Linked DNA regions of Mus musculus: region 2 is linked to region 1. Evidence: chromatin loops called from intact Hi-C (ENCODE). Cell type or tissue: gastrocnemius. All regions are shown on one strand. Links, peaks and the distances in the headings refer to the core of each region. The heading gives the core; the rest is flanking DNA.

Evidence for each region. Hi-C counts contacts between places; a loop is a spot of excess contacts. Peaks named below come from ENCODE experiments on the same cell type or tissue, not always from the same donor. Only the 100,000 strongest peaks of a DNase experiment are listed, where the experiment ranks them.
Region 2: it touches region 1 in a loop (2.1-fold over the local background); 1 of 42 quality-filtered maps calls a loop at or near these places.

Annotation. Positions count from the first base shown.
Region 1 is chr8:119,697,678-119,700,577 of GRCm38, forward strand. Atp2c2 (ATPase, Ca++ transporting, type 2C, member 2) reads left to right here and starts at 2,332. Exons shown (of 27, transcript NM_026922.1): 1 at 2,332-2,580. The coding sequence starts at 2,488. In gastrocnemius, for the core only: a CTCF peak has its summit at 1,481; a DNase peak (open chromatin) is centred at 1,467; H3K4me3 peaks cover 640 bases.
Region 2 is chr8:120,082,377-120,085,276 of GRCm38, forward strand. It overlaps Zdhhc7 (zinc finger, DHHC domain containing 7), which reads right to left. Exons shown (of 8, transcript NM_133967.3): 6 at 2,468-2,549; 7 at 854-984; 8 at 1-340. The coding sequence ends at 164. Among named protein-coding and RNA genes, the nearest start is that of Zdhhc7, 18 kb to the right of the region's middle. In gastrocnemius, for the core only: no CTCF peak of the experiment used is centred there; a DNase peak (open chromatin) is centred at 1,103.

The DNA.
Region 1 (2,900 bases), core at 163-2,662:
GTATTCGCCTCAAAAAGCCAGCATCAAGCAGGAGAGAGGTGGGGAGAGGCCAGCAGGGCACACTAATGTGGGGAGAGTGGACTCAGAGGGGCAGAAAGGAAGGAATGTCAAAGCCCCTCTCTCCATGTCCAATCAAATGGCTGCCAATAGAAAGCCCGGGACCAGAAAGTCCAAACTTAGAGTTAGCTTACAAACAGCACACTTCGCACGCAGCTCACAGTGCTATGCATGGAGAAGGCCTGGGAACGTGGCCTGCAGGGCAGCGATCAGGGTTCAGAAATAAAAATCTAGCAGAAGCGTGTCCGCCAGCTACGTTTTCTCATCACAATGCAAACCTTAGTCTCCCAAGCCTGAGTGTGCCCACCCAGTCACCTCCAGTCGCCGTGCTGATCTTTCCATGATCTGCTTCATTTGGGGGAGTGTCCCGTGACATCTACCACACAGTGTCCCCTCTCACATTCTGCTCATTCTCATGCCTGCCCACAAATTCCAACTTCCACACATCCAGCAGGAGCACGGCTGTGGTGATGGAATCCAGGAGCCTGAGCTGCGCAGGGGAGGTGTTAGCTAACCAGCCCGTTGCTGCTGCAGCCGGAATCTGGTGCCATCAACAATGCCCCGGGAAGGTGAGAGGCTCCTCCTCACCAGAGCATCCTTTCTTAGAATCACAGGAGGCAAACTGCAGAAGACCCAGGAGAAAACGGAGCCAAGTTCCCACGTGTTCTCCACAAGAACCACAGACTCTCCTGAGAGCTCAGGTGCCCGTGCCAGGCAGTGGCAGAGACTTCTCTCTGCACAAGCACGCACCAGCAAAAACAGCAAGCAGGTCCTGGCATTTGTTCTGGAAGTTTCTCTTCTGCGCCCACAGAATATGTTTTTACCCTTCTCTCAGAGACTCAGCCCATGAGGGGACACCAGTGGGCTTATACTCAGCCCACAAGGGGACACCTGGCTTATACTCAGAGCTATTTCTGCTCCTGAAGCTCCCCCCACTTGCACACAGTGGGTCTCTACTCTCTCAGTGTCTACCCTGCAGGCCCTCCACGCACAGTAGGCAGTTCATCCTATTGCTCTCTCAGGTCCTGTCTTCCTGCCATGTCCACATCTTTGGAGGCAGTCTCTCAAACCAGCTCTCTGGTGCTGTTTTCCTCTGGGATGCCAACTCACCTCACGGAGGAGTAAACTGAGGTGGAGAGAGGAGGGTAAAGTCACCCAAGGTCACACATGTCTGGAAGGACGTGGCCTGGACTGCAAAGCTGAGGAAGTCCAGTTTCCCTCCTTTTTTTTAGGATTGGGTGGGGGGCGGGGTGAAGTCTCCTGCTGGGGGAGGGGCCTCACAGCGGGAGCAGGCATCGTGGTGGGGGATGGGCGGCAGGATGATGGAAGTGCTTTGGCTTTGTTAAGAGAGAAAGATGCAGGGGGGACATGAAGCCCACTAAAGCGTCCAGTCAGGTTGACTAGGACGGCAGTGGCCACCGCCTGGGGGAGCCAGTGAGGCACGTGGTAACTATTTGCGCAAAGGGGACAGGTTAGTCGAACAAACAAATATGCAGTCAGTTGATCAACTGCCAGAGGTCAAAAGTAAACCCAGGATGGGGCATGACCCAGCCTTCTCCAGGGCCACCTCTGCTCCGTGGAGCTAGGGACCCTGGTCCACCTAAAAAGCCATAAAAAATCCCGCTCAAGTTTAAGAGTGAAATTGAAAATTGAAGCGGCTTAGTAGGGCTCCCGTAGAGGGTTTTCCTTGTAGCTTTCCAGAGCACGCACTGGGCAGCCCGAAGTGTAGGACACCCCTCTCCGCGTTACAGGGTACCAGTGTGCTGCCGATGCAAACACGCTCTGTGCTGAGCCCTTCCGGATCACACTGTTTTCCTGGATCCCCAGTTTTCCTGGGACAGGGGGTGCTGTTCTGATCATTAGAAAGAGAGGAGTGTGCTCTACAGGTAAACATATCTTCCACAAGTGGCTGTGGCACCCCCAGTTTCCGTACTCCCAAAGGCGCATCTACATAGGTGTAGGTAAGGCTGTCTCAGCTTTCTGCTCTTATTTCAGTTACAGATGCGACCAGGTGGCTCAGAGAGGCCAGATGATTTGACTGGCCCCGAGCTGCTCTATCCCAGGTAAGGCTTTTAACTCAGGACTTTCTCCCTTTCAGGCGATTCTTATGCTCTGGCAGGTTTGGACAAGAATCAGAGCTCTGAGACCACACAGAGGCTTCCTGATCCTTCCTGAGCCGCTGCGGCTGACCCTTGGAGTTTGGGGTCCTGGCGCCAGCGGGGCGGGCCAGGCGTGCAGAGGGCGGAGCTGCTGGGCCCTGCCCAGGGGCGGAGCTCACCTGGGGACCAGGTAGACAGCTCCCCGGCAACCTGGCCGCCCGGGAAGCCTGGGCGCGCAGCAGCCGCGGCCTCGCTAGGGCCCCAGGGACGCGGGCAGGGACTGCGACCAGCCCCACGGCCGGCTGTGGAGCAGCCTGGACACCAGTTCACCATGGGGAGACGCCTCAAGTTTCTGCAGAAACTGGCCTTCTTGGGCCAGAACCACCGGTACAAGGCGCTGGAGAGGGACGAGGTGGAGACCCTGGTGAGTCTGGGCGATTTGGTATGAAGCGTGGAATTAGATCCCACATTTGTCCCCTGGGACTCTGTATCTGACCCCTGGGAACCCGTGGATCACTGGACTCTGAGATTCTTCTCAGCACCTCAGTTGACTCTGAAAAGAACCTAGCTTCGAAGTAAGCAGCTCCACCAGGCTCAAGGCGCAGAACTCAGCAATTAACTTGGTTAGGCCAGCCCATTTTGGGACCGAGAAACTAAGGCCGGTGCTCTTTAAGGGCATGGAGTTAGCAGGCCACCTAGCCAGAAGTTAACTTCGTTTTCTCCGATTCAGGGGAGTTTAAACTC
Region 2 (2,900 bases), core at 88-2,587, 380 kb after region 1:
TGCTTCTCCTGGCAGTACACAAGAGAAATGACAAGTGCCTGTGGCCTGTGGTCCATGAAGCCGCTCATGGCCCCGTCAGCTGGCCCGCTCCATCTGCCCACAAGGCTGCTGTGCACGCAGGCCACTGAGCACGGATGTCTGCAGACATTCCCACCCTGAAGGCTCAGACAGAGAACTCGGGGCCTCCTTTCCTGGTCCTCATCTGCAGCCGCCTGAGTCGGAAGCCAACGAAGGGGTTCATCCAGAGGAGGGAGGGAGGGCCCCCGAAGACAGACTTCATTCCTTCCCACCGCAGCCTGCGCTCCCACGTGGGCTTCTCGCTCTTCAGCCTCTCGATCTCCTGGGAGCAGAAGAAGCCAGAGCAGCAATGAGAAGAGATCCACAGTCAGCCTGTGGCTGCACTCGGCTACACACGGCGTGCTGCACTGTGGCTGCACACGGCTACACATGTGTGCTGCAAACAGTCAGCCTGTGGCCCAGGGGGAGGGGGGGGCCACCATCCGCATGGGTCAGCCTCCACGCCAACCTGGCATGGCTCTTGTGGCCCAGTGGCCTCTTGGGGGGGGGGACGGGGACCGACGCTGCGTCCCTACTCATCTGCAGTTAGGCAACGCCTACTCCAGGCCTGCAAGAGTGGGTACACCTTCACGGTTCTGAGACCCACTGAGTTCTGACCAGGAGCCTGCCTACTTTACCAACTTAAACCAATCCTGGGCCCAGGAACTATGCTGCCCCAATGGAGAGAGCAGCATACACAGGCCTGTGGGCCCAAGGTCTGAGGTACCACAAGTCCACATGGGCTGCTGCCGCTGACAGTGCCCCTGCCGCCCCCTGAAGACACAGGACAACTCACTGTTTCATCATTGCATATCGAGTGGATCTGGGTGCCGAACATGACTGCGGTGAAGGTGAAGAACAGGAGGCCCTCAAGGCACAGGAAGACCAACAGGATTACAGTTATGGGAGGAGAGAAGTCGCTGCACTCTGCGGACAGACGGGAGGGAGGCACTCAGTGTGCAACCGCCCTACTCTGCAGGGACCGCACACAGTTCCTAGGAGTGAGTTCCTCCTGCTGAAGAAGTTGGTACACAGCCCTGCCTGGCACACAGCCTCCCCATCCCTGCCAGCTGGCAATCTCCCCTCCCCTCAAGTCCCTTACCGCACTGGGGACTATACCCCTATACCCAGAGCTTTACAATGGCAGGCAAGCAGCTACCTTCTTCTGCTGTATACCCCAGCCCTCTCTTTGCTTTGATAGGGTCTCACTAAGTTGTTTGGCTAGCTTTGAACTTGTGAGCCTCCTGCTTCAGCCATCTGAGCAGCTGTGTGCATGGGTCCCCTGATGTATGCGAATGTCCTGAAAGAGCACTCCTGTGGCTACACACTGTGTGGCTACATGGGACATTCTACACTAGAGGCACTGTCACACAAGTTCAGCCCCCATTGCATACACTAGCAAGCATTTGCTGAAAGGACCCTGATATAGCTGTCTCTTGTGAGACTAGGCCGGGACCTAGCAAACACATAAGTGGATGCTCACAGTCAGCTATTGGATGGATCATAGGGCCCCCAATGGAGGAGCTAGAGAAAATATCCAAGGAGCTAAAGAGATCTGCAACCCTGTAGGTGCAACAACATTATGAACTAACTAGTACCCCGGAGCTCTTGACTCTAGCTGCATATGTATCAAAAGATGGCCTAGTTGGCCATCACTGGAAAGAGCAGCCCATTGGACAGGCAAACTTTATATGCCCCAGTACAGGGGAACGCCAGGGCCAAAAAGTGGGAATGGATGGGTAGGGGAGTGGGGGGGGGAGGGTATGGGGGACTTTTGGGATAGCATTGAAAATGTAATTGAGGAAAATATGTAATAAAAAACAACAACAACAACAACAAAACAAGTTCAGCCCCTCTTGCCTCTCTGTAGCTGCCAACTAGTGCCTGTATAGACTCCACCTGTCTGGATACCCCATCAGGCCACACCAAGGCAGCTGTGAACGGGGATCAACCACGCTAGCCAGAAAGCAAACGCAAGGCGCGTGGCCACAATGACAACCCTGCCTGCCTCTGTGTCAAAAGTCTGCAAGTAGCTGAAGTGATTTATCACAAGTTAGCCATGGACTGAGGGAGGGAGGCGTCAGCAAATGAGCAGGCTGGCAGGGATGAAGCTGCCACATTCTGATCTTAAGAAATGTTAATTCTTTACTGGCACAGTGGCTTATATACGTGTTAACCCAACACTTGGGAAACTGAGGGAGAAGAATCATCCCTGAGTTCAAAGCCAACCTAGACTACAAAGTGAGACCCTGTTTAAAAAAAAACAAAAACAAACAAACAAACAAACCTAAAAACAAAACAAGCCAACCTCAGGTTATTGGAGTAAGGCTCCCTCCCATCCAGGAACCCAGCTCTCCGTTGGCTTCCCCACACTGCAGTACTCTCAGGATTGTCATAGAGTCCTAGTTACCTGTCCACTGCCCTCGGACGCAGGAGATGAACTGAAGCCCACAGAGAATCAGAGCATGAACCGAAGACAGAGCTATGTACATCTAGAAGGAGGGAGACGGGTTAGTCGTTCCCAACAAGCTGTCAGCCTAGAAGCAGAGGCTGGCGGAGCTCACACACACCTCCCACCCCCAACAGGCAGAGCTGGCTGGAGGAGTGAACTATAGGTAGCAGCAGCAGCTGATCAGACCCCAGTGGAGCAAGCCCAACAGCCACCTGGCAAATAAGTAGAGGGGAAATGAGCTCTGTGTGAGGGAGGCCCTGTGTATGACAATGGTGACAGAGGGACAGGCAAACGTACAGCCAACAGGTGATGTAATACAAGTGGCATGGTCGCCCTGGACTGTGCTCTGCATGTGCCAGCACAGGCATTAGCTGTGGTTAAATACGTCCCC